4 separate regions of the Homo sapiens genome follow, and all the other regions are linked to region 2. Evidence: read pairs that join two places in POLR2A ChIA-PET (ENCODE). Cell type or tissue: GM12878. All regions are shown on one strand. Links, peaks and the distances in the headings refer to the core of each region. The heading gives the core; the rest is flanking DNA.

What was found. Peaks named below come from ENCODE experiments on the same cell type or tissue, not always from the same donor. Only the 100,000 strongest peaks of a DNase experiment are listed, where the experiment ranks them.
Region 1: POLR2A ChIA-PET joins it to region 2 with 25 read pairs; 6 of 35 experiments call an interaction of 5 or more read pairs at or near these places.
Region 3: POLR2A ChIA-PET joins it to region 2 with 11 read pairs; 6 of 35 experiments call an interaction of 5 or more read pairs at or near these places.
Region 4: POLR2A ChIA-PET joins it to region 2 with 50 read pairs; 6 of 35 experiments call an interaction of 5 or more read pairs at or near these places.

What each region holds. Positions count from the first base shown.
Region 1 is chr14:68,310,513-68,318,627 of GRCh38, forward strand. All of the region lies in intron 8 of RAD51B (RAD51 paralog B), which reads left to right. Among named protein-coding and RNA genes, the nearest start is that of RAD51B-AS1, 370 kb to the right of the region's middle. RefSeq lists enhancers at 2,686-2,735, 3,016-3,095. In GM12878, for the core only: no CTCF peak of the experiment used is centred there; a DNase peak (open chromatin) is centred at 2,619; H3K27ac peaks cover 3,061 bases.
Region 2 is chr14:68,398,253-68,406,367 of GRCh38, forward strand. All of the region lies in intron 8 of RAD51B (RAD51 paralog B), which reads left to right. It overlaps LOC101927971 (a long non-coding RNA gene), which reads right to left and starts at 6,070. Exons shown (of 4, transcript XR_245776.5): 1 at 5,751-6,070; 2 at 2,047-2,219. RefSeq lists an enhancer at 5,808-5,967. In GM12878, for the core only: no CTCF peak of the experiment used is centred there; a DNase peak (open chromatin) is centred at 3,759; H3K4me3 peaks cover 2,282 bases; H3K27ac peaks cover 4,000 bases.
Region 3 is chr14:68,301,709-68,309,823 of GRCh38, forward strand. The region is part of intron 8 of RAD51B (RAD51 paralog B); the gene reads left to right. Among named protein-coding and RNA genes, the nearest start is that of RAD51B-AS1, 380 kb to the right of the region's middle. RefSeq lists enhancers at 4,694-4,833, 7,510-7,579. In GM12878, for the core only: no CTCF peak of the experiment used is centred there; DNase peaks (open chromatin) are centred at 4,303 and 4,743; H3K4me3 peaks cover 384 bases; H3K27ac peaks cover 3,821 bases.
Region 4 is chr14:68,279,517-68,287,631 of GRCh38, forward strand. The region is part of intron 7 of RAD51B (RAD51 paralog B); the gene reads left to right. Among named protein-coding and RNA genes, the nearest start is that of RAD51B-AS1, 400 kb to the right of the region's middle. RefSeq lists enhancers at 430-599, 3,849-3,918, 5,655-5,704, 5,755-5,814, 5,975-6,024. In GM12878, for the core only: no CTCF peak of the experiment used is centred there; DNase peaks (open chromatin) are centred at 3,585 and 3,995; H3K27ac peaks cover 4,000 bases.

The sequences.
Region 1 (8,115 bases), core at 961-4,960, 89 kb before region 2:
TGATGCAGGGTGTGAGGGGGAAGGGGGCAGTCTTTTTAAAAAGCAGGTCACGGCTGGACGTGGTGGCTCACGCCTGTAATCCCAGCACTTTGGGAGGCCGAGGTGGGCAGATCACTTTAGGTCAGGAGTTCAAGACCAGCCTGACCAACATGGTGAAACCCGTCTCTATTAAAAATACAAAAATTAGCTGGGTGTGGTGGTGCACATCTGTAATCCCGGCTACTCGGGAGGCTGAGGCAGGAGAATCACTTGAACCTGGGAGGCAGAGGTTTCAGTAAGCAGAGATCACGCCACTGCACTCTAGCCTGGGCCACAGAGCAAGACTCCATCTCAAAAAATTAATTAATTAATTAAAAATTAAGAAGCAGATTACCTTTGAACCTGTTTAGATAGTGGTCTTCCATCCATCACCTCTTAACTCCTCATCTCCCATTTTCCCAACCCCACACACCTCATCTTTGCATGGATGAAGTGCAGTCTCTCCAGAACGTTTTTGTGAGTGGAGGGATGCAGAGTAGATTGTCGGTGCCATGTCTACGTTGTTAACTGCAGTCCAACATGTAATCTAGTTAAAAAAAGAAAGAAAAGAAAAACCCATAAAATAAATTTTAATAGACTACCCCTAGGCAACTTTGAAGAGGAAATCATTGCAAGAAAATGAGACTTACTAAATAGGCCATTTGAGAAGCAGGCAATGGCTATTTTAAAGGCTTGAGGTTTTAATATATGTATATGCCTTTTTTCCCTCATCTCTTGCAAATAAATAATGGTTTACATCAGGAGACAATTCAGGAAAAAAGCCTTTTAAAAAATTTTCAGGAAATCTGGCCACCGTGTTTCTGCAGCCACTGATAAATGACAATGCCACCAGCAGTGACCTAGGACATCCTGAATTCTTGCTCTTCTGAAGAGCTTGCATTCTCTTTTCAAAGGGTATCCTGTTCCTATTGCAATCTTTAAGCTATCTCAGCTCAAGATCACCTTTTTTCCTTTTATTATCATACTTAAAACAGCACTAGTGCTGTTAAGAAGACTCCACCCATAGATGTTGATGTCATTTGTGAGGAGGACAAGATTTAAAGAGAAGGTAACTGGGCCAGGTGTGGTGGCTTAAGCCTGTAATCCCAGCACTTTGGGAGGCCGAGGCGGGTGGATCACTAGGTCAGAAGTTCAAGACCAGCCTGGCCAACATGGTGAAACCCTGTCTCTACTAAAAATACAAAAATTAGCTGGGCATGGTGGCATGTGCCTGTAATCCCAGCTACTCGGGAGGCTGAGGCAGGAGAATTGCTTGAACTGGGACCTGGGAGGTGGAGGTTGCAGTGAGCCAAGATCGTGCCACTGCACTCCAGCCTGGGCTGCAGAGCAAGACTCCCTCTCAAAAATAAATAAATAAATAAATAGAAGGTAACTGGATATTGGCCCCAAACATATTCTAATTCAGCAAACAGACCCATTGAAACTCAGCATTGTTATTTCAATTCATGTTGTACAAATCAACTAAATACAATTTTGTCTATTTTCAGGGATAACTGAGTGTTCTTCATCCACAAAGGCCCAAGTCCGTATAGGACAGTAGCACAACGGGGAAGAAATGTGTGTTTTTTTTTGTTTTGTTTTGTTTTTTAGTGCTGATGAAAGGTGTTATATCCAAGGGTAAGTTATAAACAGAGAAGCTGTTTCTGATTGTGAAGATTGGCTCAGCCTGCACTGACACTTCTGAAAAGGTGGAAAGAGCAAAATCGCAGTTCCCTAGAGTCTCTCAGTTGTGTGATATCCATGCATGTTCGGAGCAGAATGTATAACGGATCCACCGTTCTGCTTCTCTGCTGTCTTCTAGTTTAAAACATGTTGCAGGCTAAAATGCAGAGGGAGAAGATTCTATTGGTTTACTCATCCAGTTATTAAGACAAGGATGGGATGAAGGATCAGTCTTCACAGACCTGCAAATTCCCTCCAGTATTGACCCTGTTGTTGCCTGAGGGCAGCTGGGTCAACAGGTATAACCTCCCTTTTTTTCCCTGAACAAAGGTAGCTGGACTTTCAAGGAAAAAAAAATAATCCAGCCCTGGTAATCACACAAACAGTTCTCAAAGCTCAATTAAACTAAAATGCCTTGTTTCAGTTTCTTTCCACAGTTTATAGATTTTACCAGCATAATTATCAAACTTTAAATGTTTCTCTCTTCCATTGTCTTGTTCTGTTTGGTTCACCTGGTGATGTTTGTTATAGCCTTTCTATTTGAGGAATTAGTGGAAGATAAAATGTTGCTAAGAGCAATTTCGTTAGTATTGAAAATAGCAGGAAAGAAATAGAGGGAGCAGCCATTGTTAGCAAAGTAGCCTGGTTATGTGTATTAAGCTTGGGAAAGAATTAAGGCCATTTGGTCTATTGATGCAAAATACCTTCGTTTTACTAACCACAGAAAAAGCCCTTGGTTGGGTTGTCTTGAGTAGTTAGAACTGGGGGTGGCCAAGATGACTGGTTGCTGATTTCCAGCACTGTGCATCAACCACCAAATGATTTTAACTTTCAAAGTTTATGGGGAAAGGGTACGATATGAATTTTGAGGTTTTTGCTGCTTCTTATGCAAAACATTATTTCGGTTTCAAGCAGCTGATCACAATTGCAACTGCTTATACCTGGTGAATTATAATATTCTCTATGGGAACTGCACTGCATGTCTGTGGGGGCCGTCCCATCTGCCTCCTTTGTGAATCTCTTCTCCTTTCAGTGCCTCCTAACTTGGGCCCCAAAGAGGGGTACAGCAGCTGAATGTCATTCTCTTGGGCTGTGGCCCAGGCATGCATCTTTCTGGAAGGATGACTGAATCCCATTCTTAAATCTGAAGTTCCTCTTGATTAGCGGCTCCTTTTGTTTGTTGTTTTTAACGGCATTTCTGTCTTTCATGGGTAGCTTACAGGGATGTGTTTTAGAGCCCCTTCCAGCTGGGAAGCCGCCCAACTCCCACCAGCTGAGTCGGGGGATGGCTTCCCTTTAGTTCCGCTGCTGTCTGTGGACTACAAGGACTCCACTTCCAGCCCCAGCAACAGTGGCCCTTGTCTGCTGTGCAAACTTGGCTCTCTTCTCTGGGTTTTCATTCTCCAGCCATCTGGGCATTTTGGGCACCCCTCTTATCTTAGTACCTTGGCACTCAGGACCACATGTCATCCTATCATAGAGATGCAAACAAAGGAATCCTTCACCTCTAGCTTGCAGTTCCCCTGGAACCATCATAGATTGAGTGACAATCAGGGAGATGGGGGCTTGGGCATTGGTCTTGAGTGATATAAATGGTTTTTCTAATAGAAGGCATTTGGAATGGGCTGACAATAGCTAGGATTGTTCACTACCAGGATTCTTAGTGCCTAGCTTCCTCCTTTTTCTCTGGCTATCTTGAAATCTAGGAGGAAGGAGCTAAAGACCCCGTGGCCTCTGATTGCCATAGCCTCTCTAGGCCTGGAAGCTTCAGCTTAGGGACTAGAATACTGCTGTGTGCCAGAGCAGTTCATCTAGCTTCCTATTAAGAATTCTATGTGCATTACCCACTTTTAAAATTCCTCCTCCTACTTCCTCAACTTCTGGCTTGGGGAGGGTTTGATCAGAGTCATTCTCTCTTCAGAGAAGCATCTGGAAAGATTGATCCAAGAGTGCTGATAGCAAGTTCGCTATCATCGCCCTGCCTCGAGGAAAATAAGCATTCGATAAAAGGACACTTCCACTGCCCAGTTCACTCCTACTCCACTGTGTCTTCTCCTGTCCCTCCCCCTACCCCTCTGACCCCTGCACTCATTCTGATCCCTCTTCCTGCCCGAATGTCTCTCAGTGGTCAACAAGGCATGAGCTAGCCAAAGAAAATGCAACCAAATAGTGTTAATCACTTCCATTTAGACCTCAGTAGTCAGGTGGGGCTGCAGGTCTTTGAAAGGCAGACTTAAAATGCTTGCCTCTTTTCAGCGAATCTGATTTTACATTTGGCTGCTGATCATTCAGCCCCTGGCATTTGTTCATACATTGGAAGCCCAAAGCTTCCACACAGTTGAGTCTACAGAGCAGAGTAATATTAACAAGACTTATCTTGGTTATGATGCCAAAACCATGGTGCCACTTCATTTCACACCAAAGTGGATGGATCTTATTTATTTATTTTTTAAGAGTTGAGGCAGCACAGAGAAGCTCAGAGATTCATTCAGGATCATCCACTGTGTCCAAGCTTTGATCCTCTGGCCCTTATGACAGGCAATGATGGTTCAGAGTACAGACAGAGCTCCTGTAGAGCGTGCGACCAATTTAACTGGAACCATGGGTTCTTAATTACGACTTCCCCTCCCCACCCACTGCCACCACCATCCAGTTGCCAGAACCCAGTTGGTTTTCTGTGAAACGGCAGCTAGTGACACTTTGCATGGGTTCACCAGAAGGCCTTTCAGTCTTTGTCTCATTTTAATTGTGTATCTCAACCAAGAAGATCAACTCTCCACATGTAAAGTTAACTCCCTTTAGTTTTCAAAGTTTCTTTCCAAGAACCACCTATTGTCAGTCCCTCATCCTGTGTCTGGCAAACTTAGAAGAAACAATGAAGTTCACAGTACAGACTGAGCTCCCGAAGCACTGATCTTTTATGTATCTAAATGAGGGAAGAAGGAATGCATATTCTCTGGCACAAGCTGGCTCTACCATGTGATTTGAAGTAAATGGCCATTTTATTTCACATTAGGAGGAGAGACTTGGAGCAGTTTGGCAGCAGATCTGTAGCGGGTTATTAATCTAAGAACTATAGTTTTCTTCCACATAGGAGATTAAATACCCATCTTTCGTCAGATCAAAGCAGGCCTCTTGGACTATCTGATCTTTGCAAAAGGCCCCATGTTGGGCCAGCACAACAGTCTTTGCATGTATTGCTCCCTATGTTAAAAACAACAACATCATCATCATTTTAGTATGTGTAAATAATAAGGTCTGCCAGCATTAGCAGCTCTCTAGGCCCAAAGTAAAACTTTAGGTTTTTTTTCTTTTTTTCTTTTTTTGAGACAGAGTCTCACTCTATCACCCAGGCTGGAGTGCAGTGGCGTGATCTCTGCTCACTGCAAGCTCCACCTCCCGGGTTCACACCATTCTCCTGCCTCAGCCTCCCGAGTAGCTGGGACTACAGGTGCCCGCCACCACGCCCGGCTAATTTTTTTGTATTTTTAGTAGAGACAGGGTTTCACCATGTTAGCCAGGATAGTCTCCATCTCCTGACCTCATGATCTGCCCGCCTTGGCCTCCCAAAGTGCTGGGATTACAGGCGTGAACCACTGCACCCAGCCCCTAAAACTTTAGTTTTACTTGAACTGACTTTATATTAATTTTCTACTACTAGAACAAGTCACTGCCCCCCAGAGTTTGAAGAAATGTGAATATTAACTAGGGCTTATCTGAATGAGAACAACAGCATTGCTCTTTTCGTAGTGTTGTAATAAATATCATCTTAGACTTATACGGCATTTTCTTTAGGGCATTAATAGAGTTTATATAACCTATTGTTCATTTACTTGATAGCTCATTGAGACAGTTTAGGTATTGATGCTATATTCACCATCTATAAAATGGGAAGAATAAAAATATTAAGTTCAACTTAAATGGGTTACAAGAAAGAATACAGACATTTGTATGATCTATGTCTCCAAGATACTGCCTAGAGCTTTTAAACTTTGTAAGTTCTGCATTTCACCTACCCAAGGGAGTCTGAGAGTGTGTAATTTGGGCCAGGGCACAACAGCCCTTGGCCAGGTTGAAGTGGACAAACAAATGGAATTGGTTCCAGTTTACCAACCTGGCACGAATTATGTGCTGGTCAAGGAAGTGTTTTTCAAATCATGGGGAGCCACTAGTGAAAATCTACTGGTGCTTTGATGGTGGCCTTTGGAGATACTTTTATAATTTGAAACCATTCCCATGGCAGGCCAGGGAGAGGTCTTACTTTAGCCAACATGCAACATTAGGTAGAAGAAATGGGGCCTTTCTGACTGGTTTGACCTGTGGGTGGGCCCTCTTCCACATGTTTCTAATTAGGATGCAAGAAAGAGTAGATATTCTGTGGCGACTCTCCTTTCCTTCTCGGCTGTGAGACAGAACAACAGCGCCTTTGTGATGACCTTTACAGGGCTGTTTACATTTGGTGACCTGCCTGAACACTCCCGCCAGAGTGGACGCACCTCTTGGCTAATGAGGAACAGCCATGCTGTCTTTTACTATGGTAGACCTTGGAGGTTAAAATGAAAAATAAGAGGATCCTCTGTTGATGACTAGTCGAAGTTAATTTTCTTTACAGATTTATTGAGGTATAATTTACATACTATAAAATTCACCCATTGTAAGTATACAATTCAATGATTTTTAGTATAATAAATTTATAAAGTCTTGTCATCATATAATCCAGTCTTAGAACTTCGTTGGAGTTATTTTGAAAACACCAAATAATGATCATAATTGGAATGTAGATCATGCTGAAGTGAAACAGAAATTTATGAGGCTATCTTGGGTTAAGGAAGAGGGCCACCCAGGAAACTATTTGAGACAATTAAGTCTCAAGCTTCTCAAAATACATGAAACCTTGAGATTAGCACTTATATTTCAGAACATTTTCCATATTTTTGCTTACCAAATGGTATGACCTACTTGAAAAAAAATGAGAAGCTGCTGCAGAACCTGCCTCAGGTGTCAGCATCAATTAATGTTTCATGGTTATAATGAGAAGGAGCAGAAGATGAGAGTCTAAGCTCCCCTTAAAGGGCTTATAGTTCACTTTGAACATATTTATTTACGTGCCCTCTCATTTTCAAGTACTGTGTTAGGTACTGCAGACACATGGATAGTGAGACAATGTCTCTACCCTTAAGAACTAGTAGTCCAGTGGTTTCTGTTAAATTTCAGTATGATGTCATAAATTCTGTGGTAAAGTGCCGTGTGATGTCAGGAAGGTCATCAGTAAAGACTTTCTAGAGTTGATGTTACTAAGAAATCAATGACATGGTTAATAAGCTCACTAGTCCTGCTGACACTGAGTCCCTACCCTCGGCTCCATTTGGATGAGGCTCTGTGAGATCCAGTCCCTGCCTTGGGGGCTTTGTCATTCATGAGAGAAACAAGTCCATCACTCCTTCCAGTTAGATATCTGTGAAAAGGTGGAAAAAGCAAAGAACACTTGGAATTTGGGAGAGAAAGAGAGACCATTTAAGGGAAGAATTGCATTTGAGTTGAATTTTGAAAAAATTGAGATAGGCTTTTGCCCGGCATGGGTAAAAGTGGGAAACAGTCCAGAAGAAAGATGTGAGCAAAGGCTCAGGGACAGGAGAACTTGGGATGTGTTCTGAGAACAGTGAGTAATCCAAAATGGATTGATACATATATCACATAGTATAGCTATTTCTATATACTTATGTCAGAAACAAGGGAATTAAGGGAATCACAAGGCTCTGCTTTGCCTGTATCAAGGAAGGCTTCCTAGAGAAGCCATTAATTTCACTCTGTCTGTTATGCATGCTTTACACCAAGGTGATGTGATTAGTTTTCTTCTTTGGTTTCTTCTTTCTGAATTCATCAGGTGGTCACACCCACTGGGCCACAGAAAGCACCAGTGGATTTTCACTAGTGATTCCTGTGATTAAAAAACGTTTTTGACCAGCACGTAATTTGTGCCAGATTTGTAAGCTAGAGTGAATTCTATTTTTGTCCAGTTCAACCTGGCCATAGGCTGCTGTAACCTGGCCCAAGAGCTTAATGTAATACTTTCAAGAAGATTAAAAATCCAACAATCCCTTGAAACATTGGTTGCTAACCTTTGAAAGAGTAGTCACTGCACCTGAGTAGCCTTAGGAAATGAATAGGAGGTCTGAGAAAAAGAAAAAAAAGAAGAGTGGTACCATTTGCTTAAAATCCCTAGGGCCTTATAGGGTAAACCTATTTCTAAATTTAAGTTGCTAAGACCTTGAACCTGGGGTTGTTTGGGGATATTTTGGAAAGTAAGGAATATTATTGACTTTCCATCAGGAAGGAAAGAACTCAGTTGTTTTTGATATTACTAAGAAAGAGAGAGTTTTGCATTTATTTGTTTGCATGGACGGTCTACCTACC
Region 2 (8,115 bases), core at 2,250-6,249:
GTTGTGGGATCAAAGGAAGCACTTTAAGTCAAATTCATCAGATGCACTTAGGCACTCTGGAGTTTTCAAAGCACCTCAGCATTTCTGTCTTGTCTCACTTGATTCTTTTTGCTCCCCTACTTGCACTCTGTTCCTGCTGTCACTGAGGAAACACAGCAGAGTGTGAACTCTGAAAGCTGACCCTTGTTTGGTGTCTTGAAGCAATGCAGGTCAAGGAGCAAGACTGAGGAGGGGCCTTAATGAGGGTCTCTGAGTGAGGACCTGGGCCCGGTAACCAGCCCTGGCCTGTTTCATGCCCAGGCTATCAGCCGCCCCTCCTACCAAGTCTCTCTGAATTAATATTTTGGGTGTCTCCTCAGACAACAGCTCCAAGCAGATGAATTATGGCAGTTCTAAAGGGTATTTACATCTCTTCTCTCTATTCCTCTTGGGAAGCAGGGTGGGGGATTAAGTCAGTCTTAAAAACTGGCTAAAGGGCATTCTCCAGAATGATGTCTTCTGAGATTAAAAGGACACAGAGCCACATCACAAGATACTAGGTGGAGATTTTCTAATACAAATGCATGCATGATGGTACATGGACTGTCTGCGGGATCTGAGGAGTCTGTAATTGCAGGCAAAACAGCAAATGCCTAATACATGATTTTTTTTCAAATGTTAGCATATATTAGGATCATCTGAGAGAGGTTTTTGAAAATATGGACTCTTGGGCATCACCTCCAAAGATTCTGATTCATCAGGTTTGGGATGGGGCCTAGGATTCTGCATTTTACAAAGTTAACAGATGATTCTGATGTATAGAAACATATGAATGCCCTAGTAATTTCTCCAGAGATCCAATCCCATGTCTTGATTTTATATCAATGACCAAGTAATCTCTCTGGAAAGGCCAACCTACATTTTCCCACTAATTTTTTTGGGGGGGAAGGAGAGTTCAAACCTACAGAAAAGTTCCAAGAAAAGTATATTGAACTCCCCATATACCCTTTACCTGATTTTTTTTTGTGTTTTTTTTTTTTTTTGAGATGGAGTCTTACTGTGTCGCCCAGGCTGGAGTGCAGTGGCGCAATCTCGGCTCACTGCAAACTCCTCTTCCCGGGTTCACGCCATTCTCCTGCCTCAGCCTCCCGAGTAGCTGGGACTACAGGCACCCGCCACAATGCCCGGCTAATTTTTTAGTAGTTTTGGTAGAGATGGGGTTTCACCGTGTTAGCCAGGATGGCCTCCATCTCCTGACTTCATGATCCACCCGCCTTGGCCTCCCAAAGTGCCGGGATTACAGGCGTGAGCCACCAAGCCCAGCTCTTTACCTGATTTTTAACACTTTGCCTCATTTATTTTTATCTCTTGTATATTAGTTACCAATTTATTTTATAATATTGTTAACTTATTATAATTATCTTTGCTGAACCATCTGAGGGCAAGTTACAGATATCATATCCTTTCATCCCCAAATACTTCAGCATTTATCTCTTAAGAACAAGAACTTCTCTTACATAACCACAGTACAATGATCTCACCCAGGAAATTAGTATTGATACAATACTATTATATAATATACTGGCAATATTCAAACTTTGCCAGGTGTCCCAATAATGTACTCTATGGCAGTTTTTTCCAGGATGCAGTCCAGGATTAGACATGGCATTTTAGTTGAAATGTCTTTTTGCACTAATGGTTTTTAAAGCCATTGATGTTCTCCCAGAAAAATTTTTCTTCAAGAACATATTTCCTAATAAACAAATCATATTTCTTTTCTCTTCTGTTCTTACTGCTTGCAAAGAGCCAGTGATCCAAAGTGGGCCTGAAGCAACAGCAGGCTTACCCAGGCCTGATTCTTCACAAGCTAAGGCCTGGGCAAAGGACCCTCTCTCAGCCCTGGGTTTGCCTTGTGAGCTGATTTCCTGAAGGCAAACCACATGACTGCTGGTGTGTCCCCTTGCTGTTCAGTCAAGTGGGTGGCCACCTGGCTTTCTCCTTGTCCCAAAGTACTTCGTTGGATATGTAAAGCGACCAAATGTTACTTCACTGTAGTTTGAATCTTACCCAGAAAGAGTGACTGGTAAAGGACATGCCACTTTGCACCCTTCCCAGCTCTCTCCAAAGGCAGCTGGCTGAATGCACACTTCTGAGGGTGATGTTTTTTCCAGCACTCAGGGATATACCCAGTGTGAGATCAGAATCAGCAGCTGTATTCATTCTGCCTCAGCCAGTGCCATCTGAAACAAACATCAAGTGGTCAAAAAATGAGATGGTGACCATGTATAATACACAAGACTTATTAGAATTCAACTCTGGTATCCGCCTGCTGCCTCTGACTCTACAATGGGAGCAGGAAAGCAAAGCTCATACCAGGACAGCTGAAAGGTGTGGTCTGAGGATTTCATGGTGAACAGATAGAACACACTGTGGGGGAAAAAAAACATATTTTATGCAAGCATCTTTCTGGCTTGTCTTGAATGAAGCTAAATTTAAAGAGAAAGTGCCACAGATTTCTTTAAATGGTTAGGTTTTTGTTTTCTTTGTTTTATTTTGCTAGTATTTACTTAAGGGTAATATGTGTTTTCTGTAATGAGTGAATTTATTTTTAATTAAAAACTTATTTGCAAAGGTCAAGAGATTTCACTACAAGTCACCATTCAGGATTTTTTTTTTCCTTTCCTTAAGTAGAAGGTAGCAAGGGGAAAGCTGTATTGGAGAAAAGGTTCAGGGGCATGGCCTCCTGGAGAATGTTGGGAGTTGAGCTGATGGGAGGAGATTGCTTCTTTTTATTCAGACAATCTAGTTCTGTTCTTCTTATGCCTACTATTGTTTTCCTTGCCATCTTTGAGACCTTGATGATCGACACTGCAGACACAGCAGAGAATCCTAGTACAGACTGAAGCTTTTCGTATAAAGTGAGCATGCTCACTGTGATTCTGGACAGTTCCTACATAGTATCTCTGTAGGATAACATATGTCTTGGTTTTCTCAGGGCAAGCTCAGTTTATCTCTGTTATCCCAGTATAACTATTAAAATGTCCCCATTTCATTTTCAAAAATGTCCTGGTTGGATAAGAACTTAAAGTATTTTGTTAAGACTCTGGGAAACTGAAGGTATTTTCTCCCTGTCCATGAGCCAGTGGAGTTGTTGAGTGATTTGTGCTGGTGCATACCAGTCTCTAGCCTAGTGGATGGCTCACCCCCGCTTCTCCCCTACCTTGTGCTATGGAGGATCCATCCCTAACTCTTGCATTCCAGAGGTTCTGATTGCCTCACTTCTTCCTGTCTTCTGCTTCACATTTCTTACCTTTCTCAGTAACGAGTTTGCTGAGACTTGCATCAGCCTAGGTATGTTGTGCAAGTAAAGCCTCTGGACTGCATTCACTCCTTTCACCTCCAGCCAAGAGACATCAGGAATGAAATTTTCTGCTTTACTAAAGTGAAGCAGCCCATTCTTTACCAGCCAAATGCCTTCCTCGGTGGGTAAATGGTATTAGTTGAAGCAGTTATTACATAGTTTTATGCCTCAGATCCTGTATTTATAAATCTGAAAGACGACTAATAGCTTTAAAGTATTTTGAGAATCTCAAAGCTCAGAAGATTATAAATAACAAAAGATATATTTTTTCGTATCTAAAATGGTAGCACAAATACTGCGGTTGCTTACTTAATAGATAGCGTGTGGTCCCTGAGCCATTGCAGCTGATGGGTTTTTTCCAGTGCTCTATTTATAGAGCTAGGTCAGAAATATCACTTCCGTTGGAACCTGACCTATAGACCATTGTCAATTTTAGAGACCCAAGGAAGTAGAATGCACCCTAAATACAGCTGGTTCACAGATTCAGTTAGTGAACCACAAGCCCTCAAGGAAATTAATTTTGCTGGAAGATAAATGTCTGAGCCTATCCCAGTCTCTTTTCTTTGACACCTTTGTCCTGTGGTCTCACAGAGCTTGTAGGTCATCTTGAATCTTTATTCTAAAAATAACCTATTATAGGCAGTTTCCCAGCTTTAATAACTTACTCATCCTCTTCGCCTTTTGTTGCTAAAATTCTGCATTGAATGGAACAAGAACTGATGACCTGCCAAGAGAGGTAACCAAGATTCTCAGTCCCTTCCCCAGTTCAAATGGATGGTCCAATAAAGAACCATGCTCAGCAAGTGCCAGGGGCCTAGTTTTAAACAGGAGAAGCTGAATTGAATGGATGATGAATTGAATGAATGAATTGAATCCTTCTGATCCCTAGTCTCGCACTCAGACTCCCGTCTTTAAGCTTTGTTACTATGAAGTTGTGTTTGCTGGGACTTGGCCACTGGTCAGCACAGGTTTACCCATCATAAAGTCTTACTAAGTAGGGTAGACTAAGAAAATCTCTAGTCTGGAGAGAAATCTGCTATCAGCAAAAGAACCCATGCCTGTGCTCTTTTCAAGCACAAACGGGTGCTGGGTAGGGCACAGCGATTCAAAGACAGCGCATGGAGTGGTGCATTCTCAAACTTCCTGGAACAAGTGAGGTTCTCGATGAGGAACTCATTCATATCATCAAAATACCAAAGACTCAAAGTTTTTTAATAAGGCAGGAACTATTGAGGTCATTTACCCCTTCTTGTCATGGATGAGGAAACTGAGGCTCAGTGAGGTTAGGTAACTGCTCATTACCAAGGCCTACTCTGAGGTTCTTTGTTACACTACTCTCCTTCTCCCACCTGGTCTCATCAAAAGCCCAGACGGAGTCAGAAATAGAACTGCAGGGTCCTGCTTTCTAGCCAGCAGCTGGCCACAGGCTATCATGCATTACATGGAATGTGCTTCAGGACGTGAGGACAAGAGATATGAACGAGAATGCAGTTCCAGTGGTAACATACCATCTTCTTCCCTGGATTTATTTCAATCCTGAAAACATTTGTAGGTATTGTTATTCCTTTATTTTTTTAAATTTCCTCTTTCTACTCTAAATAAATGGGCTTTCATCTGCAGGGACTGGAGGGACCAAATATCCAGAATATCCAGTCCGCTAAGGCCATGAACTTTTCCTTCCCCTCTGTTCCTATTTTGGGAGTCATTGCTTTGTTTTTTTGACTTTTTTTTTTTTAACATGGAAAAGCATTCTTTTAAAGTTGACCCTTTTGCTGCAGGGCAAATGCTTTTCTGTTATGCACTAGAGATTCAGTTTGATCTCCTAGAAATGCTTAGCACAGGAGTCATAAATTGAAATGTTTTCAGAGAAGGAGCTTTCTCATTAAGAGCTTTCCAACAGGCCTCTTCTAAATACTGACACGGGTTGGTACCAGAAGCCCATCACCTTTTTGGAAATCAAGGCTACATAGCAACCTGGTTATCCTCCTCCAGTCTGATTGCACGAGGGCTACACCCCATGTATACAGAGCAGAGAGACAGCTCCTTGCCTTGTGAGAAATTCGTCTTCATAACCAACTCCCACACCAAATGAGTAAGGAATTGGATCCAAAAGATAGTCATGAAAGATATTCCAGAATCCAAATCATGTGTTTTAACCACTTTGCAACTAAGATTTACTATCTTGCCTCATTGTTAACAGAATAAAAAATGCAGGAGATAATGATTAAACTTCTTTCCTCCCTAGAATTTCATCTTCAGTGTTTGATCATCATTGTTCCTGTCACTTATACATATCAAGTATCTTCATCTAAGGGTCATCAAGAACCTCTGGTTGCCTGGAGGCCAGAATTATTATTCACATTTTACAGATGGGTTAGCAATCACAGAAAGAGAACATGCTTTGACTTACCTAAAAGAGTCTCTGAGAGAGTGGAGAATGAATGTTCCCACAGTCTTTTACAGAGCCCTGACTTCAGTGTGAGTAGATTAGATTTGCTCTATGTAGCTTACACAGAGACTTCTACAGGCTCAATCCCATAACAATGAAAATCCTCAAAAATGAAAATATTTTCAAAGCTCAGTTCACGTATTTGATTTTTGTATTTGCATTGGAATTAACCAAATTCCAGACAATGAAGTTATACTGCTTTGGCAGGTCTAAATATCACAATCATCAAAAAGGAGAGAGAGGGAGTGAGCACCTCAATTTTTAGAACTTCCTCTTAAAGTGAACATAGAGAAGGTTCACTTATCTGTTTCCTAACCAATTAGGTCATCTTGCAGGAAATCACCTTTTCTTAAAAGCCAGTAGGCAGATTCCTCCTACTTTAAATTTCCCATCAACAGCATTAACAATCATTTATGCCAGCCCTCTCACAGGAATGCTTGAAAGTCAAAAGACATAAGAGACCACTAAGTTTTCTAGTTTAAAATAAGGTCACAACTTTATAGTAACTTACAGTTTCCCTACCTCCCTCTCTCAAGTGATTCTATCACTGCAATCACCCTTCAATTGCTTTCCTATACTTGAGGCCCTATTAAGTAAACTATCTTTCCAATCCTTGCCAGATTTTTAATTCTACAACCAGAGAGGATCAGTTCCAGGCCACCTGACTTGCGTGAATCCAGCTGCTGGGCCAGTTGAGTGAGATTAAGTAACTTGCTGAGCCAGAGTATGTGCTGTCTTTCTGGAAACCCCTTGCCCTGGGTTATCACTGTACATCAGAACAGAGGAAGCCGAGTATGGAGCCTGAGTGACATGCAGAGCTCAGATGAGTGATAAGATCCTCATGACACACTTCCATCGGTATCCTCCCAGAGATGGGCCTTTGAGCTCTCAAGACTCTTGTGGGCTGGCAGAATAACACGTTATTTGACATGAGAGACATGATAAGCCCAGAGAAAGCTAATTGGAGTAGTGGTTAAAACTCAGTTGGCCTGGTTTCGAACCCTGGCTGTGTCAGTAACTAACCATGTGAACTGGAGTGACTTAGTTTCTCATAGCCTCATTCTGTCAATAGGGATGTTAATATTACTCACTTCATAGGATTGTTGTAAGGATCAAAAGAGATGTAGCTAAGATATGAAGCTCAGCAAGATTTAAGCTTACATAGTGCCTAGCACATAGTACCTTAAAAAATATTGCCTTTCCACCTTGGGCAACATAGTGAGACCCTGTCTCTACAGAAAAATAAAAATAAGTTAGCCAATCATTGTGGCATGTGCCTGTGGTCCCAGCTACTCGGTAGGCTGAGGTGGGAGGATTGCTTGAGCATGGGAATTCAAGGTTACAGTGGGCTATGATCATACTACTGCATTCCAGCCTGGGCAATAAGGGAGACCCTTTCTCTAAAAAAAAATTTAAAAATTGCCTTTCATTATCATTAACTTTCAAGGCCTTGCTGTTATTACTTTTATGGTGGATTAATATTTGTAAGAACTCCTAAAAATACAAATGGATATTTTTAAAGTCTATAGTAGACTACAGTCAAGCTTGCTCACTCAGGGTTTCCTTTGGAAACTTTTCTGTGGTCATCTGTACTCATGGCCCTTACTTAAGACTTGGGTTTACCTGTCCAGAAAACAACCAAATACATGGGTACTTTTTTATACTATTCTTATTGTTTTAGCGACGCGGAGTCCTTTAAATAGTTGCTCCTGGCCCAAATGTGGCTCCAATCTCTGAAGACATCCTGTGTCTTCCTTTAGACCCGAGAAACTCCTACAGTTTATCACCAAAAAAAAAAAAAAAAAAAAAAAGTTTGAGTGCTTAACTAGCAACTCCTAATTATTCACATGTAGCTTTTTCTTGACAAACTTTAGAGCTTAGCCTCCCTTGATCCCATCACTTAGCAGGCATCTAAGCAACTAATTTCTAGAGTTTACTTGAAAAATGTAAACCTGTTAATTTTAGCTAAGCAAGATAGAATTAAGGATGTAAATCTGCTGCCAAAACAAGGATACAATATGATTCAAAATTTAGTGGAAATAACTTTTTAATTAGTCATTTAGTCAGTATTATAAGCATCCTCTGTGTCTCAGACCTTGTGTTAAGTAACTCAGGCATGCTGACATACATCAGGCGTGGGTTTGGCCTCTTTATAATATACAGTCATATGTCACTTAACAATGAAGATGGGTTCTGAGAAATGCATCATTAAGCAATTTTGACATTGTGTGAACATCATAGAATGTATTTACACAAACTGAGATGGTATAGCCTACTACAAACCCAGGCTGTATAGTATAGCCCATTGCTCCTAGTCTACAGACCC
Region 3 (8,115 bases), core at 2,917-6,916, 96 kb before region 2:
GCCTCAGCCTCCTGAGTAGCTGGGATTACAGGCATGCACCACCACGCCTGGCTAATTTTTTTGTATTTTTAGTGGAGATGGGGTTTTGCCATGTTAGCCAGGCTAGTCAAACTCCTGACCTCAAGTGATCCACCTGCCTTGGCCTCCCAAATTGGTGGGATTACAGGAGTGAACCACTGCGCTTGGCCAGAATGTAAGTTCTTGTGGGCAGGAATTTTTGTCACTTTTGTTCAGTGCTGGATCTCCACATCTTAGAAAAGTGCTTGACAATAATAGTTAATAAATAATTGATGTTAATAAATACTGTATGATGAATGGCAATAGGCAATTCAGGGAACCATGTGAGAAAGGAAAGAACAGAAGTGGAACAGCTCAGCTTTTGAAGGAGAAATCTCCCACCTTCACACAAGGGTGGTGACTGAGTAGCTTAGTGTGATACACTATAATGATATTTATTAGCCACCTACCATCTGCTAGGTCATGTGTTAGACAGGTGCTTGGGACACATAGACAAATGCTACAGTCCCTGCTCTATGGGAAGCTCACAATCAGGGGAGGGGAAGGGCTGTGGCTATGACGGACAAGTAAGCAGGTTACATTTGGTGTCATGATGGCATTAGGTTTGGGATGTTTTTGGGGAACAGATAGGAGTCCTGGCTTGGGGATGGAGGCTCTCTAGGAACTTTACAACAAGGAGGCATGTGAAGAATTAACAGCAGTTCTTAATAGGAGAGAGAGAAGGGGAAAGTGCACCTGACAGAGGGAAAAGCCCCCGTCATGGAATCCAGGCAGGGGCCGGATTGCCGAGACCAGCTCGGTTGGGGAGACCCTAACCCAGTGGCGCTAGAGGAATTAAAGACTCACACAGAAATATAGAGGTGTGAAGTAGGAAATCAGGGGTCTCACAGCCTGCAGAGATGAGAGCCCCAAACAGAGATTTATCCACATATTTATTAACAGCAAGCCAGTCATTAGCATTGTTTCTATAGATATTAAATTAACTAAAAGTATCCCTTATGGGAAACGAAGGGATGGGCCAAATTAAAGGAATAGGTTGGGCTAGTTAACTGCAGCAGGAGCATATCCTTAAGGCACAGATCACTCATGCTATTGTTTGTGGCTTAAGAATGCCTTTAAGCAGTTTTCCACCCTGGGCAGGCCAGGTGTTCTTGCCCTCATTCCCATAAACCCACAACCTTCCAGCGTGGGCATTATGGCCATCATGAACATGTCACAGTGCTGCAGAGATTTTATTTATGGCCAGTTTTGGGGCCAGTTTATGGCAAGATTTTGGGGGGCTTGCTCCCAACAGAAAGGTCTTATTCCTCATGCTGATCAGTTTGAATTTTTTCCTGAGGGTAATAGGGAGCCATTGAAATAGGGAAGTATAAAGAAAATGTGGCACATACACACTGTGGAATACCATGCAGCCATAAAAAAGGATGAGCTCATGTCCTTTGCAGGGACATGGATGAAGCTGGAAACCATCATTCTCAGCAAACTAATCCAAGAACAGAAAACCAAACACCGCATGTTCTCACTCATAAGTGGGAGCTGAACAATGAGAACACATGGACACGGGGAGAGAAACATCACACACCAGGTTGGGGGCTAGGGGAGGTATAGCATTAGGAGAAATACCTAATGTAGATGACAGGTTGACGGGTGCAGCAAACCACCATGGCACATGTATACCCATGCAACAAACCTGCACGTTCTGCACATGTATCCCAGAATATAAAGTATAATAAAAAAAAAAAAAAAAAAAGAAAAGAAAAAGAAATACGGAAGTGACGGAGTCATTTTGTAGTTGGAAGCATTTTCTCAGGCAGCCATTTACAGGTTAGGGGGATGGAGATGAAACTATAGAACTTGGATTTTGATCTCTTTGAGGCAAGTCACTTTGGGGTGGGGTTAGCCCTAAACTTCTTAAAGCAATGAGAACTTTAGAATAAGTTTTAACCTTTCTGAGATGTTGGGTGGCCAGGTCTGGTTCTAGCTTCCTACCTTACCAACCCAGGAGAGATTTCTTTGGTATACCAGCCTTCTGAATAACATCAGGCGAGCCCTCCATTTATCAAGGCGCCTAACAGTTAGAAATGGTGTCAGGCTATCTATAACTCTGCTAGGATGTGAGAGAAAATAGCAAATGACTTAAAGTACTAAATGGAACTATGAGGGCTCTGTGTGGTGGCTCATACCTATAATCCCAGCACTTTGGGAGGCTGAGGTGGGCAGATCACTTGAGGCCAGGAGTTCAAGACCAGCCTGGACAACATGGCGAAACACCATCTCTATGAAAAATACAAAAATTAGCTGGATGTGATGGTGCATGCCTGTAATCCCAGCTACCCAGGAGGCTGAGGCACAAGAATCACTTGAGCCTGTGAGGCGGAGGTTGCAGTGAGCAGAGATGGCGCCACTGCACTCCAGCCTGGGCGAGAGAGCAAGACTCTGTCTCAAAAAAAAAAAAAGGCACTATGGAAATTAATACAAGTGTTATGTTCCTTTTGCTAATGATTGCAATAATAATATTGAGTGCCTATTATGCGTCAGGCACTATACTAAGCACATAAAAATGCAACAACTTAGTGGGGTTCAATTATCACCCTCAATTTAGAAACAAAGAAACTGAAGTACGAAGTATTTCCATAACTTGCTGATGATCGCATAACTAGTAATTAGTTGGCATTCAAACCTAGAGTCTTGCTCTAGAGTCTGTGCTCTTGACCAGTATACCATACTCAGCTCTTCAAGATGATCATACAACTACCTCAGCTAGAGCTTATGATCACATATTTCTGTCATTGTTAGATTTGAGAGGTTTCCATGCATCACTATAAGTGCAGCTGTTTCTTTATGTGTGCCCTGAAATCTCTATGCTGATAGTCAGTAGAAAAGCAGTGTGTTTTAACAGAAGCTGAAGCACTGCATTTAGAATTGGGAGACTTGTATTCAAGGACCAGCTTTGCCACAAACCATCTGTACTATTTTGAGCAAGGCACTTAACTTCCCTGGACCTCAATTCCCTCAGCTATACACATAAGAGCTTGCATTAGGTGAAGCTGGCAGGCCTTTCAGTTTGCTTCTTCTGTCACATTCTGTCTTCGGTGAGCAAATTGGTATGTTCAAGCCTCAGACAGGCTTCTCTGTTCACCTCTTGAAGAAGGCTGGACCAACCCATCTATGAGCATTTTGTCACATTTCTTTTGTCACTGTTATTATATTGGATATCTAGAGCAGCAATCTTTTGAATCTATAACCCATCATTTTTTAGCATATTGCCCCAAAGTATGGAAAATTGCTGCCAAAAACTATAGTGCTACTATATAAAGTTATATAAAACACACCAGAAATAGAATTTTTAAAATATGAAGTGGGTTCTAGTATTTTTTCCCTACATCCCGTTGAGTCATTGTGATGTATTCCCACCACTTGGTATAGTTCAAATTTCTCCCTTCCTTGTTTTTACTGCAGAACTCTTTACTGTCCCAAGTAGAGTGAGACTGAAACCAAAATTTGAGCACTGGGTCCATTCATTCAATTGTTCATTCATTTACACGTTAAGTATGAAGCATCTATAATGTGAAATGCTTGCTGAATTTTCAGGAGGCCATAAGAACGGTATCAGGCTTGGCCTCTCCCCTCTCAAACATAAAGGCTAATTCTAGTGTTTTTCAGTTTTATCTGGTTGGAACCCTAGAATTCCTGCATACTGTAATGAAGCTAAACTTTACATCTAAACTGGCTATATGTATTGCACTACAGTGCATAAGACAAGAAAAGTTACAAAAAGAAGGAAAATCCAGAACGTGAGGCCCACAGACATGAAACAGTTGAAGTCACACTGTAGTACAGCATCTAATGAATTGCCAGGATGAGAGAAGCAGATTTTTAATATCAGAGGCATTCACAGAAAGGAGAGATCATCATGATCTTTGTGATGGAGGCTTGGACCACTGCCTTAGGATGTCAGGGCAGAACTAAGATGGGCCCCTTGGTTGGTCTGTCCTGACTCACTGTGTCTGCAGTGCCTGGATATCAGCCAGCAGACCACCTCCATCATTGAGTTAGACCCACTTACAAGGTGGCAGGCTATTAACCAGTCCCCTGTTCCACTGAGAACTTGCCAGGCTGGCCATCATAGCATGGTATAGGTTGAAGTAGCTTAGTACCTGTGGTGGATGACTGTTTTTCTCGGCCAGCTGTTTAATGAGCACCAAATGAAGTAAAATGCTGCTTGGTTCCTCTCCTCTCTTCAGACACAAACAATCGAGCACATCCTAGTGGAAGGGCCGTGTTGGGGAACTGGCTTTCTTGTGCTGATCATCTTGGTTCCCACATCCGTCCCTCCCCTCTGGGCTAGAGTTTGGAGGAGCTATTGAAGAACCTTGAGAAAACTGTTAACCTTGAAAGTTTAGTTATTCATCATCAAATATATTAACAAACGTTTGTAGCCAAAGCTTTACTGTCTATGGCAGTTTTAAATAATTATCAAAATCATGATTTAATTAATTTCTCTCTCCATTTTGGGTTGGCTTAGAGGAGTAGGAGATTGCAATTCACAAGTACTTTCTGGTCCTGTAACCAACTTGCACTTTCAAGTTCAGGTAATCACCTTGTCCTTTTCAGTTTATTTACCCATGACTTAGGTTAAAGTTGCCCATGCCTCTGGTGAAATTCACAAATGAAACTTCACCTAGCTGGGTTTCATATTTGTAAGAAATCATTTTTTTTCTCCATGAGAATGTGCAGGTCAGCTGAGACAAGCATGATTAATTCTAGACATGAATTAGAACAAGCCCAAGCTGAACAGCTCTCTCAGAGGAAGTCATCTGAAATTGGTATGTGTGACCCAGTATATCTTTTGACCAATTTGCATTGGAAACCACAGTGAGCATGGAAGAAATATAACCTTGATCCTCTGGCCTAATAAACATTCTTGCAATTCTAAATGTACCTAGAGTTTGTGACAAGTGTGTATTGGAAAACTCGTTGAAAACACATGAGTTAGTAATGTTCTCTTTCAGAAGATGAACTTGCATGGCCGAAGTGAGATTCCAGTGGGAAAGACCTGGTAGAGAAAGAGTGGGAGAATGCGTTGACCTCTGGAGGGCAGATTATGGCATGCCAGGCAATGGGTTGTGCCATCAGGGAAGGAATCTAGAAAGACGAGGAGACTCAGGAGAAAGGAGATGACTTCTGTTGACAGGTCATTGTTGCTCAGACTTAGTGCAGATGAGAAAGGAAATCCAGAAACCTACATGACAGCTCCTCTTGGATTGGATGAAAATATTGATTTTTTTTTTTTTTCCCTATCTGGAATTTGACAGGGTCAGTTCATGTCTGGGTTTTCAGCACTTAATACAGGGCGCTTTTGTCTTGGGAGGCGGCTGGACTGGTTTTTCCTCCAGGCAGGTGCACAGAGGGCGTTTATTGTAGCCTGAAACACAAACACCAAGCCCCTAGGCCCTGATCCACACACTCTCCAGTGTGGCTCAAGGAAATAAAGTGAACAATGTCTCTTGCAACAGGCGAGCACTGTAAATGCCACTCCTGAATGATATATTTCTTAAAACTTTGTATCCGTAACCTGATCATCTCTTAAAACTTAATTATATGTCAGAGAAAAGGAAGCTATTGGCTCCTCCAGCTGTCCAGGTTGAACGAGAGCACACAATGGAGCATATCCGATTCACAGCCTTACTTAGGTAATCAGATTAATATCTCCTGAATTGAATTTACCCTTTTGATATGGAGTCTTTCAGCTGCCTTGTTTCACATCTCAAATTCTGACAAAGCTGTGCGGCCTTTGAGTAATTTCCCTGAAATCTATATGTGGGAAGCCTGTACTTCAAGCAGTTTTTGGGACTTGCACCAATTAAATCTGTCTCTGGCACACTTTTAATGGCATGCTTTCCCCTGAGTCAACAACTGCTCCAAAATCTGAAGTCATTTGTTTAATTTAAAAGCAAAGGTTATGGAACAACCATTTCAAGCTTCACCAGCCAAACTCCAGTGGCTTTGAAAAGGGAGATGAGGCAGAGGAAAGGCTAATAAACTGGATTTCTTATACACAAAATAAATTAATTACTGTGTTTCTGTAAGCTAGTATCAAATCAAGTTTGTTCACACCCTCCTTGCCAACCTAGCTCTCCCTTTCTCTTCAAACTCACCCTCTCTGGGCTTTCATATTCACGATTGAGGCTCACCCTCTTACTGTTGTTCTTGCAACACAAACATCTGGACTGGATTTTTGTCAGCTGGAGTTGAGAGAGAACTGTAAATGATGCAGTGATTTTTTTTTCGTCCTTATTAAATTTATTTATAGCCAGTCTGAAGCCAGGAAACATGCTAGAGCCTTTGATTGGAGGTTCTCGAGGAATGTACGGTGGATGGTATTTTCTCCTGTTGTTTTCTAAATAATATCAAGGATAGAATTACATAACTCCCAACTTGAGTATTTTTTGCCCTGAAGGACCCTTTATTAGGACATTTTGCACATCAGAATTCTTCCATTATATTTGCTTATCCAATATGCCTTCTTTTCTGTCAGTGAGAGAAAAGGAAATGTACATGACAGGTTATTTCTGAAAAATTAGAAAGATGGAGAGTGAGTTTCTGGTTGTTTGGGACATGAACCAGTGGCATGAGTATTTTCTTTTGCCAAAGGGACACAACATGGATCCTATTTCTACCTCTTAACAACCTCTGCAATCTTAAAGCTGCCAAATCTCAAAGAATTTCATTCATTTAGTCATTATTTAAGATAATAAAAGGCCCTACAAGCAGCTTACGAAAATAATTTATAAAATATTTTTCTCTGCCCTTAGACCTTGTTAAATAACAATGCCTTGGTGTTTATAAAATTATTTAAGAAACAAAACTTTCTAGAGGAGGCTGAATCAGATGATGATTTCTTGAGGTCCCTTCCCAGTTCTATGATTTGAGATGATTCTTTAATTTTCCTTCACTGTCATTTATATCTGTGTCATTAAAAAAAAAAAAAAAAAAAGGGCTGTTTGGGAATGAGATTTGCTACACCCGTAGGCATTTTCTTCTTCAGAAAAGAGACTGTTTAGCTTTCTGCCACCCAAGTCAGTCATCCTCAGCCTGAACAATGGAGCTTAATGTTCTCCATCTTCCTAAGAGTTAGTGTCTGTTGTTATGAAAGTGAATTGAAACCAAATGTACTTTCTATTGGAAAAGCTGCCCTTGCTCTCAGCTCATGGACAAAACTGAGAGAGAAGGCTCTTACAAAACAGAGGGAAAAATCCTCGCTGTCATGTCATAACACCAGTTATTTCACTGTTAGACCTATGAACATATCTTTGATGCAACACTACACTATTTGATGATGTTTCTGTGTCACTTAAGATGGGCGTTTCATATTTATCTCTTAGAAATGTTAGCAGATTTTTTTCACGAGTTATCTTGCTTATGGACTGGAAAAGCTATTCTTACAGTAAGACCCTTCATTAACTGAGAAGGCATAAAAGATAGCTCATGTTCTCCACCAAGAAAGGAAGCTCTGTTTCTCTCTGTCTGATGGGAAGCATTTGAGACAGAGCAGCTTCATGAAGTGTGGATGTCTGTTACCCACTTCCCAGTTTTTAAAGTAAAAGCCAAGTCAATGGCACTGGTACTTGTAGTGAAATGAGCCACAGAGGCATCATTACTCATCACCATCACGACTCAAGGATCAGCAAATGAGAGTCCTGAAGGTAAAGAATGTTTATTTTCAGGTAGAGAAGAAAGAAAAATCACGGAGAGGTAGAGAAAAGTGAAGGGCAAAGGAAGAATCCAGCAGACATTAAGCAACACTGTATCTTCCAAGATCATAAAGCCAAATAGTTCCTGCTAGATTTAACTTTTATTATTTTGGGAGATGAAAATCACTGGGGCATGGAGTTCTCATTCTGCATTTAGGAACTTCCATAATATTTTAATAATAACAATAATGATAATAATGCCAATCACTTTAATTAAATCTCCCTAAATAAGCATCTTTTAATGCAGTGTTGTTTGCTGTAAAACATCCCAACTAATGGTAGAGGCTGGATGTCTGCCAAAGACATGGTGAGGGAACCGCCACAGAGCCGCTGGTATTGGACC
Region 4 (8,115 bases), core at 1,507-5,506, 120 kb before region 2:
GCCTCTTGGCTAGATGACTTCAAAGACCAAAGACAAACCCCTGGCCCTATCACCTCTATCCTAGCTGAGTCTTTAACATAAGGCCAGGACCTCTGTCAGGTTATAGAGGTACTAATATACTTCATGCGCTGGTTCCCAAATATATTAAGAATTAATTATTTTTTTTCTTATTTAGCACTACCATTGTACAGAGCAACCCATCCGAAAAATAAATACAAATATCATTTCAAATAGGAAAAACAAGAAAATATTTCTTAAACTAAAGACCTTTAGTTTTAGAGGTATGCATTTGAAAACACAGATACTATCATCACGTATATTTAAGACTGGTTCCAGACCCATGCTGCTCTCTGTGCGTTGAAATGAAACTGAGAAGACAAATGCCCAAATGGAATTTTTCCCACCTGTGAACTCCTATTCCAGATCCCAGTGTTGTTTGTGGCTCTTCCACATTTAACCAGCTAACTGCCTGCTCTTATTCTGTTCTTATGTGACAACCAATCTTCTGAAACTCTCGTCATCACATTTCAGCAGAAGTGAAAATATTAGCAGAGTGGTTGGTGGCCAAGACAGAAATAGAACCCAGGAGTCTGTGTCCTTTCCCTTGCCGGACCTACTGGAGCATGGTTCCTCCTGCCTGAAGACTCAGTGTTTCCAACTCTAACAAACAGAATTCTAACAGTTGACTGGTTTCTTCTTGCTACTCAAAATTTGTTTTATACTTAAACATTTTGTACAGTTTTTTCTTTATGAATGATTTTGCATTAAACAAATGGGACTTGGTTAATCTGATATCAGTGAATGCCTTATTCTGAGGAAATTAATCCACAAATATCCGTGGGACCATGAGTTTTCATATTGAGAACCTTTTTATGTGATAGACTAGAGAGCCAGGTAGACCAGGTCTGCGTCTGGTGCTCCCATGTGCCAGCTATTTGATCTCAAAAAATACCTCAACTTCTTGAACCTCAGTTTCCTCATCTTTACAACCAGGATGATAACGTTTACCTCACTGAGTTGTGAGGATAAAATAAGCCAACACAACTCAAGCAATTGGTAGGGGTCTGACACATAGGAAATGCTTAGTGAACGTGAGTTTCCTCTCTTCCTCCTTCACTCCTTTAGAATAGGGTTAGAGATGTAGAAACACATAAAATCTCATGAAATGTGCACCATAGAGAGAGAAGGATAACACAAATGACATAAAAAGTCTTGTACTAAGTTACTTGGTATTGATTCTAAAGTCAGGGTATTATCTAGGGCAAGGTGGCTCACACCTGTAAACCCAGCACTTTGGGAGGCCAAGGCAGGAGGATCACTTGACCCTTGGAGTTTGAGACCAGCCTGGGCTGGGAACATAGGGAAACTCCGTCTCTACAAAAAATAAAACATTGGCCGGGTGTGGTGGTGCATGCCTCTGTTCCCAGCTCCTCTTGTGTCTGAGGTGGGAGGAACGCTTGAGCTCAGGAGTTCAAGGCTGCAGTGAGCCGTGATTGCACTACTGCAGTTTAGTCTGGATGGCAGAGCAAGAGCCTGTCTCAAAAAAAAATGAAAAAAAAAATAGAAGAAAAAGAAGTAAAGTATGAGTATTAAGAAGTGAGAGAAAAGTTAGGGCTAGAATAGTTAGCAAAGATATCATGGAAAAGGTAGGATTTGAACTGGCCCCTCAAAGATGGAAACTTACAGAGTAAAGGAGGCTATTTCAGACTGGGGCATTTGGGGTGGGTAAACCATGAGAAATAGAGAAATTAGAACGAGAATGTTATAAGCCTTGGTTTTCCTATTGGAATAATTGAACGCAATAGAATAATAAGTAAAAGGATAATATTAATATGTGTTAGGCACTGTCTTAAGTGCTTTATATGCTAACTCATTTATCCTTAAATAGGTAAGATTGCTATGCCAATTATACAGTTGAAGAAAGTGAGGCACAGAGACATTAACTAATCTACCTGAGTAGGTGTGGAATAAATAATCTACAACTAGTAGGCAGTGGAGCTGAGCTGGAAGCCCAGGGGATCTGACTCCAGAGTCCACCCTCCTAACCCAGGACAGCTGCTTCAGTCACTTCCCAGCTCCCCTCACTCTGCATTGAGGATCAGCTAAGACCATTCTGTGAACATACCCTGAAAAGTATAAAGTACCATATACGTGTAAAATGACATGGTTATTCTTATTAATGATGTCATATGAGAGGCGACAAATAGCTACCTGAAAATGAGGGAGAAAAACTATGGTCTAGCACCCACATGCAGTTGTACTGGGCAGGTTTAGCCAGTGCACAGCATATATGCCTCACCTTCCTCTCTAGCGACTCTTGAGTCCTGAAAGCCTCACGTTTCCCATTTGGACAGTGTTCCAGGAGGCCATTTCCAAGCCAGTATCAGAGACTAAAAACCTGTTTGGCATCTGGCAGTAGGGCTTGTGCCTCAAGTGTGATCTGCCTTTGGCCAGGACATCCTTTTTTTTTTTTTTTTCTTTTGAGATGGAGTTTTGCTCTTGTTGCCTAGGCTGGAGTGCAATGGCGTGACCTTAGCTCACTGTAACCTCCACCTCCTGGGTTCAAGCGATTCTCCTGCCTCAGCCTCCCCAGTAGCTGGGATTACAGGCACGCACCACAACGCCTGACTAATTTTTTGTAGTTTTAGTAGAGACAGGGTTTCACCATGTTGGCCAGGCTGGTCTTGAACTCCTGATCTCAGGTGGTCCACCTGCCTCGGCCTCCCAAAATGCTGGGATTACAGGCATGAGCCACCATGCCCAGCCTCAGGACATCCTTTTTAACGGGCTTGTACCACATGATTGGGAGTTTGAATGTTAGTAACCATGATAGAAGATCTCCACTCCAAGGGCATCACCGTGGGAGGAAGCCTGCCCCTACTTACCATGTAAATATTTAGCCATTTCAATATATTTGTTCTGGACTTGTTCTTCTTATGTGTGTCTCCTGTGTTGAGTCTGTTTAATTGTAGGTTATTATTGTGTGTCTATATTGATGTCATTTCTTTAAGTACAGACACAGACAGCATTGCTTCAGCTGCCCCCACCCCTCCTTTTAAAAATAACACCTTACACAATATCCCTTCCTTGAGGACATCAAATAAATAACTTTTGTTCAAGAGCATATCTGATGAGGTGGCTAACTTGGAAATTTGTTCCTAGGCAGACCTTGTGACCTCTGTTTCAATACATAGTGAGTGGCCTTTGCTCCCATTTTATGCTACAGATTCACTCTGGAGATAGAATTGGTTGCACCTCTCCAGGCAGTGAGTTTGGAGAGCCCTTGGTGGTTAGGATGCCATTTGTGCTGGTGGCACAGAAATACAAGCAGTAAGCCCAGAGTTGCTTACTCTCCACTGGAGGTTTCTCAGAGGCTGGGGGGGACCCGAGACTCCTCTGCTTCAACTCCGCTCTACTATATGCCACTGGAAGTGTAGCTGAGGCTGAAGGGTATCAATGTTGGTATTTATCAGGTTGGACTCCCCCAAGTGCCCTATTTTCATACCTCCAAGGAGCAAGTGATTCAACAGAACTGTTTTCTTGGCCTCAAATGAGTCTAAGAAGGGGAAATCACTTAATACCAGCCGTCTGTGAGGGACCGATCACAAAGCTGTGTCTTTCTAATCCTCCTTGTAAATCAAAGGGAGGGGAATCCCCAGAGCCCAGGAGTACACATGAATAGAAAGCACCACAGGTAATAAAAACACCTAAAAAGGTCAGCAGAAACTCGGGGAGCTGCTGGAAATTCACCTCCTCTGCCTTTCTATGGGACTCAGTGGGCAGTGATCAGGTAGCAGGCAAGGATACCCAACTACACACCAAAGCAACTTGGCCACAGGACACGTACAGTGCAGCAGAAGGCTGGTAGGATAGTTTCTTCCACATCCATGTGAACCTCAGAGTCATCTGACCATTGGCCTTGTTCTCTTCCAGGTTCTAGCTGGCCAGAGACTTTTTTGGCCTCATACTAACTGCAAAATTGCACACAGTTGGCGAATACACCACTGGAAGCCACTGTGGCTGCATTGTCACAGTTCACCAATTGTGCATGTTATTTCCTGCAGTGGGCCCAAGATCACTGACAGGATGCCGTCGGGGTTGGGCTGAAGGTGGAAACAGCACACTAGCTTGCTGTTTGTGGCCTCTTTACAACTGCCGGCCCCATCTGAGATCCGGAACCAACACGTGCTAACCTCAGCCCATTGGGGCCAGTGGGGCAGCCAGCAGTGGAACCATAGCTCTCCACACCTATGTCTATGGCACGGTAGCTGCCGGCCCACAGTTTCCACTGCATCCCCTTGCATGTGCACCCCAAGAGAAGTAGGCCAAAGAGAAAGCTGCCTTAGGGAGCCACATGGTTATCTTGTGTGTTTACTTTTGCCAAATGGCAGACACAATTCTACTTCAATGCATTTTTCTGAACTCAGTGGTCAAAAGTAGCACGGAAGCACTACTTGCGTCAGCCCCCTCTGTGATTGAGCGAGTGTGTGCTTGTGCAAAGCTGAGGAGATTTTTTTTCACCTCCTCCTTCTGCATTCCCTCAGACTGAGCCACTCTCTTCTTTAGGGGCTCCCCTACTAGGCAGAGTGTTTCTCTAGCTTTGCCTGTGGATTTCACAGTGAAATCTACAGAAGACAGTTTTCCTCAGGGCTGATAATAAGAGGTATGAACTTATTAAGATTGGAAGCATTCTCACCATAAACACAAATTATTTCAAGTTGCTCCTTCATCCCCTTTTCCTTGGCCACTGCCATTGGTTCTGTGTAGGATGGATTTCTTAAGGTTGAAGATAAGCAATGCAAAGGTGGAATTTTGAGTACAGCACTCATCCTAATGTGGGTGAAATATATGAAACATTTATTCTAAGCAGACTGCTACATTAACAGTTGTTATACATTCATTCTCTGCATATCTTTTGTGGACTCAACACTTTTAGGTACAGAGAGGTTAGGAGAATTTCCCAGAATTGCACAGCAGGTTAGTGACAGTGCCAGAAATAAAAGTCTGCCTGACTCCCACACCCATGTTTTCTTCAAGCCAAATTGAAGTTTGGCCTCTTCTCCACAAATATTTCACAAGAAAAATTCCCCACAGCCTTTCAGAATTTCCCAGAAAACAATTGTTGTGCAGTCCTTCAAGATGGAAATGGCAGGCTGGAATATTGAAACCTTATCAGCTTTTATTCTAGAACTGACAGTTGATATTTTCTGAGCTGAAGCTAAGATAAAAGTTTATTTTTGTGTTTTTTTTTTTTAATCGTGGAATGATTTTTGATTTTCCAGAGCATGGCAAAACTAAGCCAGCAAATACTAAAACCACATTTGTTTTTGTGACGCTCAAACTCCGTAACAAATATTGGGTATCTCTATACAAAGCTGGATGTGGACAGGAAGGGTTTGGGATGGGGAGAGGCATGCGTCTGGGAGCGTGGCCTTTCTGGACCTACCCTGTTCTCACTCTCTTCCTTCTGCCTCTTGCCCTCATTGCTTTCCTTATTCTCTTTCTTCCTCTTGTCTCCTTCTCACCTCCAGCTCCTACCACAGCAGACAGGTTGGGGCAGACACCGTCATGGTTGGGGAGCAGGAGGACAGCATGGGGAAAACCACTCCAGGCCTTTCTCTCAAACCTTAGTGATGAAAGGACTCAATGGACCTGAACAATTTCTCACAGGAAAGTTCCGGTCTCTGTCTCCTTAAAAGCAAGGCATTCAGTAACCCTTAACAGAGCCAGGATTAAAACTTGAATTTCTGACTTATCCCAGGCCTCTGTTTGGATAGAAAGGCTAGGTCACTGTCATATATGGCAATTAGGATCACTTCAGATACAAAAGTAACATTTTTAAAGCTGTGCCTTAAGCAGAGAGACCATTTTTAGTACAAAAAGGAAAAAAAGATTAACTGTGCCTTCAGAGCTGATGAAAGGCAGAGCCTCGTCACTTTGAAAGCATTGGATTTAGTGCCAGGCGGGTTGGTGAGTAGACTCAGCACCCACATTCTCTTCTTGCGTCTCTCTCTGGCCACCCAGATTATCCAGGGGCTGCTGTTTACTTGAGAGCTAGAAGTATCAGGACGGACTATCACTGCACCTCGCCATCCTGGCCCAGTTAAAGTGATTTTGAAACTTCCTGATGTGTGTTAGATTGTGGCAGGTTTCTGCCAGGGAGTGGGCGGGAGGAGGAAGCAGGTGTTTTTATGGGCTAGAAATGCCCCTGAGATGCCTGAGGTTGCTTCGTGAATCCTCTAGCCCAGCCTACCCCTTCAACTCTGTTGCACAGAGACATGAGTTCCATGAAAAATTTAGTTTCAAAACTTCCCGTGGGCGCCGGAAATGATAACCACATGTTATCAAGAGCCACTGAAAACCACCAAAAATTTGTCAAAATTCATATAAGATTGCCTCACATACTTGACTTTCATAGAAGCGGAAGCCATTGACCTACTTGATTTATGGTATTTATTAGCAGAGTCTGAAAAGACTTTTATCACAAGATTGATCTTGTTACAGTGTAGCATCTTGACCATCTTTCAGTGTATTTCTGGATATTAGATTTATTTGTTTATTACTTTTATAGGTGGAATTCTCTAGACCATGACATTAAGGCCTGGAGAAGTCACCTGTCAGTAGATCTGAGCTGAGAGTTTCTCTCTCTTCTCCTGTGTCCCATGTTGCCTTAGGAAGGAGAGCAGGCAGGGAAGCCTGCATGCCCTTATCTCATCTGTACTATTGGTCTTAGGTGACTCCAGTTCACTTGGTGGAAAATGGGGATTACAAAATTTGCCTCTCAGCTGCCCCCACAGAAATCTCAGTGATGGCGTTTGTCAGATTCTTGGGTCCTTAAAAAATCTGACTTTTAAATATCGAATAATTATTTTGCTGATCATGAATATCTCTTCTGCTGACCAAACAGGACCAGATATCACATTCCAACCTATTCTATCCCTGGCTGACCACAAACTCCCTCTTCTTTGTCCCCCACCAAAAGTCAGGTAAAATGAGCTGTTTCTATCAAAGGCTGTGTCTTCAGGCCTGGCCATTTCCCACTCAGGTCTCCAGTGCTATCCAATTTTCTCTTCACCTGTACATTCTAGTACTCATGGAAGGCTCCAGTATACAAAATGGCTACTCATGGGGCCCCCTCCCCTTCCACCCCACCAAAGATATTTCTAACCTTCAATGTAGAGTAAGTTAGAATTGACATATACATTGTCCCTTAAAGGCCAGGAACATTAAGCTTGAGCAGAGGGTAGGTGTAGCCTGGGTATAGTCTAGTCATAGCCTAGCTAAAGAAAGATGAGTCAGCTGAAGGCAGAGGGTCTGCATTGGGCACATAGACTGGCAGAGAGTTGGGCTCAGTTGGCTCAATCCTCTGACTAATGACCAGTTAATTCTGCTTATTCTCTCTTAACTCAAGGTATTTGCTGCCTTAAGCTACTTTTTAAATACTTAGTGGAAATAAGTCATCTATTTTCATTAGTGTGTGTGTTGTGTGTGTGTTGGTTGGATTTTCCTGGCCAGGAGCCTCTGCCTTCTGACCAAAATGACATTGATTCCCAGCCTTCTGCCTTAGCAGTTCATCCCATCTTTAACTGGTTCCCCTCTATCTCTTTTCTCTAGCTTATATGCCTTGCTGGCTGTGAAAGGAGGACCTACTGGGTGGTCTATGAATCTATACCCCGTATTTCTTTTTTAAAGATCTTAATTTTTCTCCCTATTTTTCCTTGTGGGAAGGCATTAAAAATGGGACTCAAGGTCTATGTGACACTATATGAGGTGCCATTTCCTATACAGGTGCACCTCTGTAAGCAGCATACAGTTAAGAGGGCAATGCAAAGAAGCTTTGGGAGTAAGCATTCTCTCATATATAAAGTTGAGTTGAGACAGAAGTTACTTTATACAAATATAGGGTTTCTTGTTCCTTCTAATAGGTGGATGGTATTCTTCTTCCTCGAGAGAAGCTGATTAAGTTGGATTCTGTCTATTCCTGGCTTCAGACCTAATCATGACCATTAAAAATATCTATCTTTTCCTTTGTCCAAGAATCCCACTCTGGTCTTGCATTGTAATTGGTGGTGTTGGGGGTGTGTTGCGTGTTTTCAATAAGCCTTATTTTAGGGA